Regions from separate parts of the Homo sapiens genome. Here region 2 is linked to region 1. A link is an interaction called in ENCODE POLR2A ChIA-PET data of the cell type or tissue named here. Cell type or tissue: HepG2. All regions are shown on one strand. Each heading gives the region's core, and the rest is flanking DNA. Links, peaks and the distances in the headings are about the cores only. Region 1 has its middle 41 kb from the start of ADGRF1. Region 2 overlaps ADGRF1 (adhesion G protein-coupled receptor F1).

Region 1 (9,454 bases), core at 1,977-5,976:
GTAGGTTTGTTACATAGGTATACATGTGCCATGGTGGTTTGCTGCACCTATCAACCCATCATCTAGGTTTTAAGCCTCACATACATTAGGTAATTTTCTTAATGCTCTCCCTCCCCTTGCTCCCCATCCTCTGACAGGCCCCGGTGTATGATGTTCCCCTCCCTGTGTCCATGTGTTCTCATTGTTCAACTCCCACTTATGAGTGAGAACATGCGGTGTTTGGTTTTCTGTTCCTGTGTTAGTTTGGTGAGAATGATGGCTTCCAGCTTTATCCATGTCCCTGCAAAGGACATGAACTCATTCTTTTTTATGGCTGCATGAAATCAATACGTTTCAGAGGAACATAACAGAAGTCAAAGTTTCTACAGCGTATTTTTTTGCAATGCCTGGGATATAATCTCAAATTAATTGTTGTATGAAGAAACAGAAAGATGTCCTCTGTGCATTAAAAAGACCCCAAAATTGTCCAGGCACGGTGGCTCACACCTATAATCTCAGCACTTTGGGAGGCCAAGGCAGGTGGATCACGATGTCAGGAGTTTGAGGCCAGCCTGGCTAACATAGCGAAACCCCATCTCTACTAAAAAGAGGCACATAGCCAGGCATGGTGGCATGTGCCTGTAGTCCCAGCTACTGGGGAGGCTGAGGCAGGAGAACCGCTTGAACTCAGGAGATGGAGGTTGTGGTGAGCAGAGATTGCACCACTGCACTTTAGCCTGGGCAACAGAGCGAGACTCCATCTAAAAAAAAATACCCCCAAATTACAACACTGTAATATGAAGCTTATAATATATGTAGATGTAATACCTATTAGAACTATTGCACAAATGATGCAAATTTGTTATATTTGACATGAAGTTGTATTATATTAACTCTACGTTGGTTGTTAAAAGTTAAGAATGTATATTATAGTTCCTAGAGCAAACACTAAAAATAACATGCAAGTAGATATGGCTAAAAAGTCAACAAAGAAATTAAAATGGAATATCAACTTAACTTTACTTGATTACGGCCTTCCAGATATGCTTCTACTGCAGATTTTCAGGCCCACTCAATAGAAGCCTCAGCTTATAATCACAGAATGAAAGGATTAGCAAAATCCGGATGTGAGCATCTAAAAAGGCTCCCTAGAGAAATGACCCCTCCAGCCTTAATGAGAACAAGAAGGAAAGCAATAGAATTCAAATGGGACATCCCAGATTTAGGGATATGAGCAAGACTAGGGGCATGTAAACATAAAAGGGCAGGGCCACTGAAGTTCAAGGCTCGGAAATGTGTAAGAAACTCCTGGCTCTCTCCTTTGAAGCCCGCTTCCTGCAGCTGGTTGTCCCTGGACTTAGAGAAGGTAAGGCTGAGAGAGGTTCCAGCCACAACCAGCCACTACCAGTATTTTGGACTAATTTGGGTAAACAAGTGGGTAAGAAGGTTGCTGACTACACTTCCAAGATATTGTAGAAGGAAGGAAAAGAGCAAAACAACATTATTGTCCCTCTTTCAACCTGGTGTCTTTGCACCTGTATTGCCATGCCACAAAGCAGGGGAAGTTGCTTAACCTGTCTGCCATTAATCCCTCAGATTATTCACATACTCCCTTGAGATACGGTTTCCAAGTCAGCATGGGCTATTTCAAAATCAACAGCTGTGGAGGCATGAAGGTGCCTGAGAAGTCCATACTGGGCCAGCCCCAAATCCCACATTATTTTTTGTGTAAATGAGGAATTGCAAGGACTGAAGAAGTTTTAGGAATACAAATTAAACTGAGAACTCCAAACCTCAGCAACTCCTTCACATGGTTTTCTGGAATCTACATGTCTGACTTAGTCCAAAAGGTCTTACCTTGTTCTGGTTCAATACCTACAGAGAACACATTGCCTTCCAAAGTGGATTAGAATTTGAGAAAGAACTTCTTATTTGAAACTGGGTGGGGGAAAAGAGGGCTGAGATAAATAAGAAAATAATGAGGTGGATCCAGAATTTTTTTTTTTTTTTTTGAGACTCAGTTTCGCTCTTGTTGCCCAGGCTGGAGTGAAATGGTGCAATCTCGGCTCACTGCAACCTCCACCTCCTGGGTTCAAGCTATCCTCCCGTCTCAGCCTCCCAAGTAGCTGGGATTACAGGCATGCACCACCACGCCTGGCTAATATTTTATATTTAGTAGAGACAGGGTTTCACCATGTTGGTCAGGCTGGTCTTGAACTCCTGACCTCAGGTGATCCACCTACCTCAGCCTTCCAAAGGGCTGGGATTACAGGTGTGAGCCACCACACCTGGCCAGATCCAGAATTTTTAAGGGGGACAAAATATTGGCTGACTCATGGGCTATTGTGTCTTTGGGTTCTATAAATGACTAGACAAGGGTCTGGAAATCCCTGTGGTGGGGAGGAGCTGCCCGACTGCAGCATAGGGATTAGGGTCAGGGGAGACAGGAGTAAAATTTAAGGGAGCACCAAAAAAACACAGCAATCAAAATAAACATTTTAATGTAATACTGGAAAAAAAAACTACAAAATTCCTGTAAAAAGCTGTGATTAACAAAATACCAAAATTTTACATAAAGACAAGGTGTTGCTGTTTGTTTGTCTTATGACATTGGGTTATTGTGCGACAGGGAAGGCTGTTTCCCATCAGCACTTGGTTCCTGGATCTGCGTTGCTCTTGCATCCTCCTGTGTGGGCATATGAGGAGGGTTGGTAATGATGAGATGCTTTGTGTATAGACAAGATTTTTGGTTTTGGTTTTAATGGCAGAGGTTTTATTAATGCTTTTACTTGATTTAAAGTGTAGGAGGATATCTTGATAAGTGCTTATAGGGCCACGTATTTTTCCTTTGCCTTAGGCTCCAATAAGGCTCAGCATGATGCGGGGCTGAGCAGGATGTGCTGTGATTGGGGAAGACTTGGGAAAAGCCAAGAACAGTTTTACTGAGAACTTGGCATCATATAGGAGCTTTTGAGAATTCAGAGTGATTTGATCCACAGCTGAGGGCTTGAGGAATAGCTGGCTGCAGATTCCTAAGAAGAAGGGCAAGAAACACAGCAAACTGGAGGACTCAGTACTGTAACAGAGCCCACAGAGTGGAGAGAGCTTTGGCTGAGGAGTCAGCTACTAGTCCTAGGCCTGCCCCTAACTTCCCATGTGACCTGGCCATATCACACCCTTTCTGAGCCTCCGTTTCTACACCAGTAAAATGAAGTGGTTCTCATGCTTGTTTTATCTGGGAGCCATTTCCAAATAAATCTTATGTGGAAGCCATAGATAGAAGTAGTGCTGATCTGGTTGAGCTTGAGGTGTGCTATGATCTGAATGCTCATGTTTCCCCCAAATTCATGTGTTGAATCCTAATCCACAATGTGACGAGTATTAGCAGTGGGCGGGATTTGGTGGCGATTTGATCATGAGGTGAACCCTCATAAATGGCATTAGTGCCTTACAAAAGAAGTCCAAGAAAGATCCCTTGCCTCTTCCTGATGTGAGGTCACAGCAAGAAGATGCTGTGAGCCAGAAAGCACCCTTACCAGACACAGAATTTGCCTTGATCTTGGACTTCTCAGTTTCCAGAACTGTGGGAAATAAATTTCTGTTTATACGCTACTTAGTTTACGGTATTTTGTTATAGCAGCTGAATGGACTAGAACAGGGCGTAAAATGAAGACCCTCACCTGTTTAGTTTTCCTGGATGCCCCCAACGTGGTCTCTTATGGAAACCTCCACCATCTCAGGGGTCCTCAGAGGACAGTTTGTAAACACGGTATTAGGGAATGATTGATGTCCATTCCAGTTTCAAGATTCTATTCTAGCTCAGAAGAAAGCTCTGCCAGTACTGCATGTTGACAATTTGACAGTGAAATGTTTACCCATGTCAAAAAACCAGAGGAGCCTCCAGTCTTTGGACTGCACTTTTGGGTGTGCCCTGTTCTGTTTCTGGACACTTCCAGCCTGCAGGGCCCATGGAGTTAGCAGAAGCATCGTTAGGATTTAGTCAGCCTTACTGCGGCCAGTGCAATTATACAGTGGAGTGAGGCACACTGCCAGGATTTTAACATGAAGCAGGCACTCCTGGGGAACATTGACAAATGACCAGGGGTTGTCTGCACATGGCCAAGAGCCAGCCACAGCCAGCTGGGCTCTACTTCCTGATGAATGTGACAGTTCCTGACTTGTGAAATGTTCCAGGACTAGGAGTAAATGAATTCTAGTGGTATTCAAAACAACAACGAAGTTCTCTTCTTCTTCACTAGGGTTGTTATCAGCTGGGTTATGATTTTGGTTTGGTTTTGGTTTTAACAGCAGAGCTTTTTTACTAGTGTAAAGACTCTGTTATTCAATTGTTATGGATCTTCAAACATGTAACAGCCTACTCTTAAAACACAGGGGCTGGGAATGCAACAAGAACTATGGGACAAACAGGAATTTTAGGGTCTGGCTGTTCCCAGTTGGAACTCCAGTTCCAGTTCTTAAGAACTAGATTTCTTCAGAATACTAGCTGTGTGATATTGATCCAGTTTTTTAAACCTATCCGAACTTCAAGTTTCTTAGCTATGCAATGGAAATAAGTTATCTGATAGAACTGTTCTAAGGATTATAAATGGGATTATGTGAATAAAATTCATATAGTAAATGCTCAGTAAATGTTTCCCTCCTTTCCTTTTTCTGTAACTCTCATCTCTTTAGAGAAATAGGTCAAGAAAAGGTTGCTTAGGTCAACAATTGGATCTGTTTTATGGGATTATGCTGATTATTTTTCTTTTTCCGTTTTCTAAGGTTTTCATAGTAAGCATGTGCATCAGGATGTTTTAACTAGTCTAATACCTAACAAAATTGAAGTTTAGAAGTAGAATGGAGCTCTTATTTCTTTTTTCTTTCTTTCTTTTCTTTTTTTTTTTTTTTTTGAGACGGAATTTCACTCTTGTTGCCCAGGCTGTAGTGCAATGGCATGGTCTCAGCTCACCGCAACCTCTGCCTCCTGGGTTCAAGTGATTCTCCTACCTCAGCCTCCCAAGTAGCTGGGATTACAGGCATGTGCCACCAAGCCTGGCTAATTTTGTATTTTTAGTAGAGACAGGGTTTCTCCGTGTTGGTCAGGCTGGTCTTGAATTCCCGGCCTCAGGTGATCCACCCACCTTGGTCTCCCAAAGTGCTAGGATTACAGAGATGAGCCACAGCGCCCAGCCAGAGCTCATATTTCTGACAAAGGGCGAATTTCTCTATATAAAAAAGGATAGTAGAACTAAAATTTTTACAAGACCAGTAAGCCAATATAAAAAATGAGTTAAAAAAATAGACAGTTCATAAAATAGGAAATTCAAATAACTCTTAAATGTATAAAATAATGCTCATGATCACTCAGAGTAAGATAAATATAAATTTAAATTACACAAAGATACCATTTTTCACCAATCAGATTTGCAAAAATACAAAAGTGACAATACATTCTGTTGGGCCAGTTCTATGGAGGGTAATCTGCTATGCTTACATGTGTCACAGATGTATGCATATCTATGAACTTATATGGAAAGATCTCTAAAATATAAAGCAACAAAGGCAAAGTGTATAGAAGAATGTGTAAAATGAGCTACATTTTGTGAAAAAGGAGGACAACATTTTCTTGAAATGCAATAAAATTCTGGAAAGATACACTAAGAAGAGTATTGGAAACTGGCTGGGCACAGTGGCTCATGCCTGTAATCCCAGGACTTTGGGAGGCTGAGGCAGGCGGATCACCTGAGGTAGGAGTTCGAGACCAGCCTGGCCAACATGGTGAAACCCAATCTCTACAAAAATACAAAAAAATTAGCTGGGCATGATGGCAGGTGCCTGTAATCCCAGCTAGTCAGGAGGCTGAGGTGACAGAATCACTTGAACCCGGGAGGTGGAGGTTGCAGTGAGCCTAGATTGCACCATTGCACTCCAGCCTGGGTGATAGAGCGAGACTCCATCTCAAAAAAAAAATAAAAAGAGTATTGGAAACTGAGCAAATGACAAAGGTGGAAAGAAGATTGTTCACTGTGTATAATTTTATGATTTGTTAATTTTTAATTCTAAAAATGTATTCTTAATTTAAAAATGTTGTAATAAAACATAAAAAGTGTGTTAGGAAAGATAGAGAACATTGTATAGCCAATCAACAGTGATTGCCAAACCTGCATTAAGTTCTAATCCGATAAAGAACAATAAAATTTTTTTTTAAAGATAACAATCTTCCAATATGAGGGGGACTTTATTTCTGAAACACAGTGAATACGGCAGTCTCAATTTGCTACAATTTAGATTCTGGTTGGGAGTTTAAGTAGTACTTTACCAATGCCACATTTCATCAATGCATTATTTTTATAACTTTTTTTTTTTACAAATATATGCACTTTATGTAACATACAATCTATCTATAAGAATATACTATTATTAAAAATAACACAGCACTCATAGTTCCATTACCCAGAAGAGAGTAGTGGCTTCAGAATTTCTGTGTAGGAAGACAGCAAACTGGTTGGAAAGTGACAACTATAGAGAACTGAGTCAATGTTTCTTTGCAAAACATTTTACTTTTATTGAGGTTTGTTCTAATCAAAGATGAAAGACGAAAAGCTAAGGCACTGAAGTAAATGTTGGTGCCTGAGATCGTTTGTATTTTCCAAAGGTCCCCACAATATATCTTATCCCACATGTTCTTCCTACAATGTGATGTTGGCCCTCCTGCCACTGAGTGGTGAAGTCTGTGTTTCCTGCTGTCTGTCATGGGCTGAATTGTGCCCCCCACAAATATTTGTGTGTTGAAATCCTAACACCTAGTACCTCAGAATACAAACTTATTTGGAATTAAGGTTTTTAAAGAGGTGATTAAATTAAAATGAGTCTTTAGGGTGGGCTCTTATCTATAAGGACTAGTGTCTTTTTTTTTTTTTTTTTTAAGAGACTGAATCTCACTCTCAGTCTGCACGCTGGAGTGCAGTGGTATGACCATAGCTCACTGCAGCCTCAACCTCGTGTTCAAGTGATCCTTCTGCCTCAGCCTCCAGGGTAGCTAGGAATACATGCTGTCACGCCTGACCTGGCTTATTTTTTAAAAAATTTTTTGTAGAGATGGGGTCTTGCTATGTTGCTAGCTATGTCTCTAGCTCCTGCCTCAAACAATTCTCCTGTCTTGGCCTCCCAAAATGCTGGGATTACAGGCATGAGATACTGTACCCAGATAAGGACTAGTGTTTTTATAAGAAAAGGAAATTTGGAGACACAGAGAAACACTAGACATGTATACACACAGAGAGATGATGATGTGAGAACACAGTAAAAAGGTGGCCATCTGCAAGCCAAGGAGAGTTCCCCCAGAGAAACCAACCCTACCAACACCCCAATCTTGGACTTTCAGCTCCAGAATTGTGAGAAAATATAGTTTCTATTGTTTAAGCCACCTGGTCTGTGGTATTAGGTTACAGTAACCCTAACAGACTAACACACCTCCTATCTTAGTTCAGGCTGCTGTAACAAAATGCTATAGACTGTGTGGCTTAAATAGCAGACGTCTATTTTTCACAGTTCCTGAGACTGGGAAGTCCAAGATCAGGATGCCGGCATGGCTGGCTTCTGGTGGAGGCCCTCTCCCTGGCTCGCAGACAGCCATCTTCTAACGGTGTCCTCAAGTGGTGGAGAGACAGAGGGCTCAGTTTTCTTTCTCTTATAAGAGCACCAATCCCATCATGGGTACTTCGCCCTCATGACCTTATCTAAATCTAATCATCTCCCAAGGCTCCTACCTCCAAATCCCATCCCACTAGGGACTAGAACTTCAACATATGAATTCTGGGGGGACACAGACATTCAGTCCATAGCACTTCTCTTTGAATCTGGCTGGTCCTTTATGGGTGCCTGGACCAATACAGTAAGGCAGAAGTGACACTGTGACTTTCAAGGATAGGTCATAAAAATACCAAGTGCGTTCCCCTTGTTCTCTCGAAATGCTCCTTCTTGGAATCCAGAGCCATGAGGAGGAGAGGCCACCTTGTGGAGAAACCACGTATAGGTGTTCTAGCCTAAAGCCAACACCATCGTGAGCCTTCAGATGACTTCAGTCCTCAGCAGTCATCGTCACCCCCGAGTGTTCAAGCTACACCAGCTGATACCATGTAATATAGTGACAAGTTGTCCAGCCAAGCTTTGCTCACATTGTAGATTCGTAAGGGAAATGAATGATTGCTGTTGTTTTCCGTGACTAAGTTTGGGGTGGTTTTTTACCCAGCACCTAGGTCCCTTTTACTGAGCCAGTGTATCCATCCTTCACCAGATAAGAGTGTGGGCTGCTAACAGTTTACAGCTGCTCCTTCTTCCTTCAGAGAATTACTATAGGCTGACTGGAGTCCCAAGGGAGGTTACGTTCACCACCCTCAGCCCAGGGGCAGCCTGCAGCCAATGAGCGGTACATAGGTGGTCCCCTTGCCTGAAGCAGAACCAACTCTGGGGTACATTTCACGCTCCCTGAGATTAGGGTGAAGCCGGAGCTCAGGTGAGGACATTCTTGTCTAGCTCTTTCCCTGCTCCGTCTCCTTCCTGCTCTCCCTTTCTTCTGAGACTCCCCTCAATAAATCGCATGTGCTGAAATCCCTGTCTCAAACGCTGCATCTAGGTGTCTGATCTAAAACAGGGACAAACGGGAGATATTAGGCAGAGTCAGGGAGAAATCTTCCCCAGCCATCTGTTGATGGCTCTGCTGCCCAGACATATCTTGTTAATATTTTACTATACATGAAATTATCTAATACTTGTAAAGCATTTAGTAAATTCCCCAGCTTATAGTAAGCACTCAATAAGTGTTAGCCATTATTACCATATCTCTCAGTACTTTTTTTTGTTTTTTTTTTTTGAGACAGGGTCTCACTCTGATGCCTAGGCTGGAGTGCAGTGGCATGATCTTGGCTCACTGCAACCTCTGCCTCCGGGTACAAGTGATTCTCCTGCCTCAGCTTCCTGAATAGCTTAGATTGCAGGTATGTGCCACCATGCCCAGGTAATTTTTGTATTTTTAGTAGAGACTGGGTTTCACCATGTTGGCCAGGCTGGTCTCAAACTCCTGGCCCCAGTGATCTGCCCGCCTGGCCTCCCAAAGTGCTGGGACTACAGGTATGAGCCACCACGCCCAGCCTCCGAGTACTTTTTCTATATTTAATAATAATGTCTATTGAGTACATATTATATGTCAGGCACTGTTTGAATTATATTTCATGTATAACCTACTTAGTTCTCACAACAAGCTTATTTGGTAACAGGTAATATTATGATTGAGGCAAATGAGTCTCAAAGAAATTAAATAACTGATCCAAAGATATACAGGAAATAAGAGACAGAACTGCAAGTGTTATACATATGCTCATATTATATTTTAATAGTCAGTTCACTAACCTTTTTGTGACCAATTGCCTAAGTGTGAAGCAGGATACTTCACTGCATTTTAAAGAGCTACGAATAT
Region 2 (9,454 bases), core at 3,613-7,612, 55 kb after region 1:
GACTGAGCCAAGTAATTCTTTTTGTTGCTTCCAGACTTACAAGTCCAGAATTCTTAAAAATTATACCTCTGTTCTGAACCCAATAATTAAATTCTTAGTAGGTTCTTAGCTCATCTCAAAAGATGTTAAAGAATTTAATAACCAGTTTGAGGAGAAAACAAGAATAAAGATGAGTAGAAATCGGTAATCTTTCCAGGCTTAGGTTTGGTGACTGCCAGACATTGATAAAAGAACAATTAAATAAGTAATCTACAAATAGAATGTGGGGAATGGGCATGTAATAATGAAACCTGAATGTGAATAGATCTGAGCTCACTTTATTTTTCCTCTTACTGTATAAAGGAGGAAACCGAGCCCACAGAGTTTTAACTTTCACAAATCCTCACGGAAGAGGTACAAACATGAGGTTACAGTGTAATTCATCCAGACCTCTTCCTGCTGTGTTTATAAACATGAATGTGCTAAAACATGTGAAAATATAAAACGTGTTTACAATTTTACTGTGCACACATATATATAGACCTTCCCTGAGATTTTAAATGACTTTAAATTACTGTCCTTCCAGAGGAAGTTTGTCTCGCTCATATAACTTACCAAACCTCCAACCATTTTTCCAAAGATGGAAGTGGCTATCTTTTCTGTCCTCCCACCTATTTTCTCAGCTGTCTTCTCCTCTGTCTCTGTTCAGTTACAGAAACACACAGGAGCTTTTCTCAAAGGCAAGTGGCCCAACACTTCCTAGAAAAGATAGATGCCAATGAAAATGTTATCAAAAACTGATAAAATGAGAGATAAAGCAAAACCAAGGTTTTACAGGTCACCTGCCTAATTCTTTTTGAGTCATGATTTCTTTTAGATCCTATGTGGAGACCTGCTCTTTTCATCAATGTGTGTGTGCGCATGGGCGCATGTGAGGCCAAGACGGACAGGAAAGAGACAGCTCTACTGGGAATTCTGTTTATAGAGAAAGAAACATAATCCCATAAATATTGATGCCAGAGAAACAGCGCAGAGTTCAACTGTGCCTAAGATTAGATTGTTGCCAAGAATGCTGGAAAGTATAGGTGTGAGCAGTTTCAACTAAGCCTGCTGTTGATAAGGAGACAGCTGTTGGCATAAATAAATGATATTTGGAGTCCGTAAGTATATAACTGAAAGAATAGGGAGACAACAGCCAGCCCTCTCCAGAGGCATAATAGCACGTTCTAATGATTGTTCCCTGTAAACTGAAGGACAGGGAATGAATTCACTGAATGAATTCAAGGAAGTGCGGAGGGGGCGTCCCACCATGGCCAAGCCTTCCCACGGAAGCTGGTGCCCACACAGCTGCAGCTCAGGCATCACTGGCCCCAGCAGCCACAGCACAAGGTGTGATGGAAACATGTCATGCTCTAATGACAACAACAGCTCCTCATCTGTGGCAAGGACACAAGGATTCTGAGAATTTCTAAATAATCAGGACCATTCCGGCTTGGAAGGGAAGCGATGAAAATACCATGGGGTTTATGTTTACTAAAGGCGAAGTTCAGAGGGATTTATGATGACCCTGCACACACGCAAAGCAATCCCTGACATCCTTGCTGCTGTGGACCTTCCTTTGAGTCAGATAATTCAATTACTGTAAAAATGTACTTTATTGCTTCAAAGCTGGGATCCCTCCATTTCCAGAGTGATGGCCATCAGTTAACCCAAGTGCACTCAGAGAAGTCAAATTCTGACACAATCCAGCAAGTAACTATAAAAACTGATGGTAAGGTTGAAATACTAGGCACCACTCTGGGTACCTTACTTGCAAAGTACTCATTCAATTCTCCTAAGAACCTGTGAATTAAATACTATTTTCCTTGTATTCTTGATGACTAAACCAAAGTATAGAAAATCTGAGACAATTCCAAAGGGCATCCAGTTGATAAATGTCAAAGCTGGGAACAGGACCCTGGCTAGTACAGCTACAGAGCCCATTTTGACCATGTGCCTTGAGATTTCATTTTTTCCCACCTTTGACTAGTTGTCAAATATAGGATGTCCAGTTAAATTTGAATTTCAGATAAGACACAAATAATTTTAGACAACAAATAATGTTGCAAATATTGCACAAGGCATACTTAACTAAAAAAATATTGTTTATTTGAAATTCAAAATTTTGAGGGTACCTTGTATTTTTACTTCCTAAATCTTCCAACGGTATCCCAGAGGGAGCTATATGCACCAAGGAAGCAAAGAAAAAAAGTTTGATTCGCTTGAGCTTTGGTTTCAAATCCCAGAGTAGAACTCCTATCACACGACCAGGCTAGGTGGAGAAATCTTTATTTTTTTATTTTATTTTTATTTTTTTAAGGAGGAGGGGGCGGAGTGGAGGCCACAGGTGCCACAACCTCTCCCTCAGCCGCTTTCCCCTGGAGAAATCGTTTTTCCTATACTTAAAACAGTCTAGAATAACAGCTCTCAAACCTGCCTGGATGTGAGCATTGCTTGTGTAGCTTTAATAATACACATGGGCTGCCCTGGCATGGTGGCTGATGCCTGTAGTCCCACTTTGGAAGCTGAGGTGGGAGAATTGCTTAAGCCCAGGAGTTTAAGACCAGCTTGGACAATATAGTGAAACCTTGTCTCTACAAAAAAAATTAAAAGAATTAGCCTGTAGTCTCAGCTACTCGGCAGGCTGAGGTGGGAGGATCACTTGTAACCAGGAGGTCAAGGCTGCAGTGAGCCATGACTACACCACTGCACCTCCAGCCTGGGTGACAGAGCAAGAACATGTCTCGATAATAATAATTATAATTATAATATACATAGCTGGGCCTGACCTGTCCAAGATTTAGTAGGTTTAGGGTGAGACGGGGACACCCACATTTTCTAATGAGCTCCTAAATGTTTTCTCCTTTCCTTCTCTTCCCTCCCTTCCTCACTTGTCTGAAATTCTGATGCTAAGTTACAGTTTACCATCTGTAGCAAGTCCAAGGATGCCAGAATATATCTCTAGGGTGGGAGAAGAGGGAATAAAGAGGTGGAGTCTATGAGAGAAGGCTTTCCCACAATGCCCAGAGCTGTCCTCAGGCTTTCTCAAGCTGCCTTTACAGCCTCAGGCCTGGAGTACATGTATGAGGAAGATTTTTCAAGGAGAGAGAGAGAGAGAGAGAGAGAGAGAGAGAGAGACAGAGAGAGAGAGAGAGAGAAGAGAGAGAGAGAGACAGAGAGACAGAGAGAGTCAGACAGAGAGAGAGAGAGAGAGAGAGAAGAGAGAGAGAGACACAGAGTGAGCAGAGAGCAGTATGCAGGCCAGGTCTCCCATTTGGAAACAGACTGGCACAAAGAGGCAGAACGGATCACTCTGCAGGCACCAAAACTGTTATCCCATTTGAAAGCTCCAGCACTATAAACTGTGGTCTAAATAGTTCCTGGGAATTCAAATTAAAAAATCCTTCCCTAGAGGTGAAGAAAAAGTGGCCGGGCATGGTGGCTTATGCCTGTAATCCCAGTATTTTGGGAGTCCGAAGCAGGCGGATCACTTGAGGTCTGGAGTTTGAGACCAGCCTGACCAACATGGTGACATCCCATCTCGACTAAAAATACAAAAATTAGCCAGGCGTTGTGATGCACGCCTGTAATGCCAGCTACTCATGAGGCTGAGGCAGGAGAATCGCTTGAACCCGGAAGGTGAAGGTTGCAGTGAGCCGAGATCATGCCACTGCACTCCAGCCTGGGCAACAGAGAGAAACTCCATCTCAAAAAAAAAGAGTGAAGAAAAAGTGGAAAAGGGGCTGGAAGGGGCACAACCCCCACTCTGCAATGTGACTGTGCTTCATGAGGGTATTGCAAAATCAGTTTAGTAGAATATAGCAATTTACTAATAAAATGAAATAAAAACAAGTAGAAAATATCCAAGGTACACACACACACACACACACACACACACACACACACACACACATATTCATGTTATCACATATCTTTCTTTCTATGGGATCCTGTCAAGAAAGTTTGTAAAACACTGCTCGAGAGAAAAATATTCATCACTTTTAGAAAGCAGAAAGCGCAGGCGGGAAGGAATAGAACTCACAGCAGATAAGCTGTGGGGAAACAAGACCCTGAAGAATAATCTAGAGCCCAGGCTGCTGCCAAAGAATTTTAAAGCAATAGATTTTCAAGGAGTCTTTGGCAAACAGGAAGGTGGGGCATAAGAGGACCATTCATCCGAAAGGAAAAGGTAAATTCAAAAGCTGTACATGTCACGTTGCCTATTTTTCATGCTCCCCTAGAAAGCCCTAGAAAAGGTCTCTGCTGAGACATAGGCCACCTCTATGGTAGTTCTTCCCTGTCTCTAATGCCTTTTCTCGGCTTTTTAGATTAGAGGGCAGTGTGGGGTGGCACTGGAGAAATAGCAGGGTTTGTATGAAGTTTAAGCACACCCAGGAAGCAAGGTAAGGGCTGGATGGAGAGCCCTACTCTGTGTACTCTGGACTGCTAAGCAAGGACACTTATTCCACTGGAGGACTCTTGAGTTTGGGAATCAAACTTTCTCATCTTCTCCTGTGAGATGTAAAAGAAACATTGAGAGGCCAGAAGAAGGTATTCCTTTAAGTTCTATCAATGCTGTGGAGTAAAACTTAGCAATGATGTAACCGTTCTGTGTTGAGCTACCCAATATGGTAGCCCCTGGCCACATGTGGCCCCTGAGCACTGGAAATGTGGTCAATGTGACTGAGCAACTGAATTTTAAATTTAATTTAATTTTAACTGTAATTGAAATTTAGATAGCCACACATGGCTAATGGCTACTGTATTAGACAGAACAATTCTAACATTTTGTGATTTTTTTGATGCAAAATAACCTGGGTATAAGTGATTAATCTTGTGACCAGGTCTATGTACTGAGTTTTATCTAAATTATTTGAGATAACCATAAACTCGAGGACATCTTTTTGCTAATTATATCTACTATGAAAAAGGAAATTTTCTGGATTGATTCATTATTATTTATATGCTTAAACACTCAAATTATATCCTGGTATTAATGGTTTACAGAGTCTTTGGTTATTTTAATGTTTTTCTTTCCTGAAATGAAAAGGAAACCTCAGTGAAATATAAAAGACTGATGTTAAATGCACCTAATTGCAATGTTAAGCAAGTCACGATTAAAAAAAAAAAACCTGTGTTTAGTCAGATACCATCACTTGGAAGAGAGCTCTAGAGCAGTTTTCTAGTAAGTTTGTAATGATGGAAATTTACTACATCTGCAATGGGAGCAGAAGTCATGATGTCACAGGTTCCGTGGAGTGGAAACATAAACACCCAGGGGTTCGGATCAGCTCAGTGAGGCCTTACCACTTTGTGCATTTTTACATTTTGGCTTGAATTTCTTGTTTTTGTGCCTCTACCTTACCTGGTACCCTGCTTGTTTAGTCACAGACTATGCACCCGACTGCTGCTGTTCAGTCCAGGGAAAATGAAAGTTGGAGTGCTGTGGCTCATTTCTTTCTTCACCTTCACTGACGGCCACGGTGGCTTCCTGGGGGTGAGTTGGTGCTATGTCTCATATCTCTTCTCAACTAACTCTCCTCTCTCGTTCCGGCACTTTTAGAACCCCTCACTCTCTAGGGGACTGCAACTGCATAATTTAATGTACTTGAGATCAGAAGTCCTGAGTTCTCGTTTCAACATTACCAACATTCACTGTGTGGCCTTGGATAAGTAAGTCATTTCATCTCTTCGGAGCTTAGATGATCAAACTGCAAAAGGAGGATCTTTGATTAAACTATCTTAGAGATCTTTTCCAGTTCAACACATGCTGTACTATGGCTTCTCGGATGCAGAAAAATCACATGGATGGACATTAGCAATCCTTAGACACTGTCTTTCCTGTCTACACTCGCTTGAGTGATGCTTTCATCTAGGATCATGGTTTTAATATTCTCTACATGCTGATGACTCCCAGCTGTATAGCTCCATCTCAGACCTCTCCCCTGTCCACACTCACATATCCATTACCTACGTGTTATTTCCAGCTGGGAATCCAGCGGACCTCGGAACTTCATTTGTTCAAAATCGAACCCAATCCTTCTTGCCTATCTCAGCAAGTGGTATCACTATCTTTCCAGCTACTTAGGCAAAAAAACCTTAAGAATCATGCTTGACTCTTCTCACATTCCATATCTAAACCACTGGCATTACTTTTAAAGCTTTACCTTTAAAATATATCCAGAATTCAAAAATTTCTCACTACTTCCGTGGCTGCTACCTTGATCCACACCTTCATTGTCTCTTGCCTGCATGATTTCAACAACCCCAGAAATGCACGCATTGCTTCTGTGCTTCTCTGTTCTCAATGGGGCTTCAGGATTGAGCCTGCTACAAAGTAAGTTACAGCATGTTTTTCCCCTGTTCAAAGCTACCCAGCAGTTTCTCATCTCGCTCAAGGAAAAGGTAAAACCCTTTCCATGGCCTATAAAGGTCTGCACAACCTGCCTCCCCAGAGACCCTCTGACCCCACCTCCTGTGCCTCTCCTCTCACTCTCCTCTCTCAGCGGCTCTGGTGTCCTCATTCTGCCTTTACCTGCCAGGCATATTCTTACTCTTCAGGTGTTTGCTTAAAAGTTGCTCCAGTGAGGCCTTCCCTGGCCGCCTCTCCACCATCCCTGGCTTGGATTTTAGATTCATGATTTTAATTCATCTGGGAAACTCAGCAAGGCCTTATGAAGCACAACTCTTCAAAGTCTCACCGTAACTATTTTTTTTCTTTTTAACAGAAAAATGATGGCATCAAAACAAAAAAAGAACTCATTGTGAATAAGAAAAAACATCTAGGTGAGGCTCTGTTAGACAGCATGGTGCAGTGGATTTTGGTGTCAAGGGACCAGGTTTCTAATCCCAGCGGTGCCCCTGACTGGTTGTATGATCCTAGGCACATTATTAAACATCCAAATATGTACAAGGAGAATGACAGTAATTCCTATGAGCAAGACGTTTGTGAAGATTAAATAATATCATGAGAGCACAGTGTCTTACATCAGACCTGGCAAGTAGCTGTTCACACACGCCCTTTTCTTCTGTGCCTTGATTCTAACAATGTAATTAATGGCCATAGCCCCAGTCCAGAAATGAGTTGTGTTCTGAAATTTAGTTTGTGGTTCTGATGTTTCTAGTGCTGAACACATTTCCTCACAGAAACAGTGATGCACATGTGGTTGTTAGGTTCCCGGGTCAGTCTACAATAGCTTTTATACCATGCAATAAATCTGCCATACAGCAATGTGCTAATAGTACCATAGCACCTATCACTGTGCAAGGCTATACTTCTTTGGGAAAATGAAATCAAAATTTCAACTTGGAATGACATGAATACAATTTCCCTGACAGTAAAAATAACAATAAAAATATAGCAACTATTGTTGGGATGTTACTATGTGGCAGGACTATTTGAAGTGCATTAGATGAATTAAACCCTCACACTGACCCTCTGAGTCTGGTACAGTGGTCATCTTTATTTTACAGATAGTGAAACTAAGGCACAGAACTAGGGGCAGGGACCAGGATTCAAATCCAGTCAATCTGGCTCCAGAACCAGTGCCATTAACCCCTGACGATGTGAGCAGGGCCATCCTTTTCCCTGTTCCCCACTGCACACCTGCGTGGACGAGAAGTGGGTCTTGTCTCAGGTCCCACCACTCAGAGGGGACTTCCAATGCCTGGGGAAGAGGCTCCAGTCCGTAAGGAGATGGGGAGACTAAGAGATGGGAGTGGGGTGCAATGGTGTGAGATGTCAGGTCTTTCATAGGTGAGCTTCGGGGGACCTTGAAGCCCCTGGGAATTTCATGTCAAGTTTTATGTGAATGGGCTTAAGTGAATTTTGGATGGGAGAAGACTCATAGGATTCCTCTCCTTTCCCTGTCAAAATCAGTTAATGGCTTCTCTGTGGGGAAAGAAAAGGTGCTGTGCAGAAATGATGAGCTGGAGGTGAGGGTGCATCAAGCCTCAAGGGAAGATTTAGTTTGTTTTGCTTTTGGATTTCATATAAATACCCACACGCAGCTAACGAATGGAATATTTTCACAGGAGAAGAAAGGGCTCTTTGTAAGTGTGAGATTGAGGGGTCTTATACTGGAGATACTTCAAGGAGATCAGAGCTGGGGGCGGGGGAGGGAAGGTTGACTTGGATTTCCTCACCTCTTCCCCCTTCAGTCTTGACACCTGAAGCTTGACTCTGGGTGTGCCCTGAGGAAGTGTATAACATTGGGAGAGTGATTCTGGGGAGGGACAGACAGCACTGGGGCAGCTGGCCTGGCAGAAGTGAGAGGACAGACGTATATTTGGCGTGTGTGGGAACCATTTGCTTGTGTTTACCCTCAGTGTTCATTGTTAGTCCATGTTTGGATGAGAGGAACTCAGGAACAAGCAGCATGGTAGAGTCCCTGACCTAAATTTGATGATTGTTTCTCAGTCACTTCCTCAGCAATATTTTCCCCAAGGACAGAAAAAAAGGTTTCTGACTCTCTTTCTCTCTTTAGGCCCAGTCGAAGAATATCAGCTGCTGCTTCAGGTGACCTATAGAGATTCCAAGGAGAAAAGAGATTTGAGAAATTTTCTGAAGCTCTTGAAGCCTCCATTATTATGGTCACATGGGCTAATTAGAATTATCAGAGCAAAGGCTACCACAGGTAAGGTGGCTCTCGGTGACTGGATGTATAAATGGGGAAGGCGGGTATATCAGTCAGGCTAGGTTGGGTTATGCTGTGGAAACAATCATCCCTACAATCTCTGTGATTTAAAAGAATAAATGCTTTATATCTTCTTCATGCTACATGTCCATTGCAGATTGGCAGAGGGCTGTATTTGTTGCCACCAGTACCCAGTGATGTATCAGACCCTATCTCATATGTACCCATGCTGAGCAAAAAATAGATGAAACACTGGAGGGTTTTCCACGGGCAATTAAATTCTCTAACTCAGAAGTGACCGCAGTAACTCTGCCAACAACTTTTTGGCTAGAACTGGCTCCATGGCCCCACTTAACTTCAGGGGACTAGGATATGCAATCCTGTGTACCTGGAAGACAGCAAGAAATATTTGGCAAACAACATTAATAAGCACAAAGGTGGGATTCAGAGAAGTTAAATTATTGATCTAAAGCAGTGATTCTTAAAGCATGGTCCCCAGGCCAGCAGCAGCAGCATTAGGGAACTTAGCAAAAATGCAAATTCTTCATTTGTCTTGACTTAAGAGGATCAGAAACTCCAGGGTGAGATCTTCCAGGTGATTCTGTGTCGCAATAAAGCTTGAGACCCATTCACTGCACACCATGGGTATTTTCACAAAGGTGTCTGGTGACTTTGCCCTGGTTCTTGATCTACTGAAAGAAAAAAAAAGACGACTTCGGTGGGAATTTCAGGTGTAATAGAAGGGGGCAGGCATATAGGATTGCTACTAGAGAAACTTTTCATCATGACTTTCCCCAAAA

The links. ChIA-PET counts read pairs that join two places held together with the same protein. Peaks named below come from ENCODE experiments on the same cell type or tissue, not always from the same donor. Only the 100,000 strongest peaks of a DNase experiment are listed, where the experiment ranks them.
Region 2: POLR2A ChIA-PET joins it to region 1 with 5 read pairs; 2 of 35 experiments call an interaction of 5 or more read pairs at or near these places.

Annotation. Positions count from the first base shown.
Region 1 is chr6:47,078,379-47,087,832 of GRCh38, reverse strand. No RefSeq gene overlaps it. Among named protein-coding and RNA genes, the nearest start is that of ADGRF1, 41 kb to the right of the region's middle. RefSeq lists a silencer at 2,834-3,034. In HepG2, for the core only: no CTCF peak of the experiment used is centred there; a DNase peak (open chromatin) is centred at 4,082.
Region 2 is chr6:47,025,054-47,034,507 of GRCh38, reverse strand. It overlaps ADGRF1 (adhesion G protein-coupled receptor F1), which reads left to right. Exons shown (of 15, transcript NM_153840.4): 2 at 5,404-5,515; 3 at 6,747-6,804; 4 at 8,505-8,654. The coding sequence starts at 5,447. Among named protein-coding and RNA genes, the nearest start is that of ADGRF1, 13 kb to the left of the region's middle. In HepG2, for the core only: no CTCF peak of the experiment used is centred there; no DNase peak of the experiment used is centred there; H3K27me3 peaks cover 3,588 bases.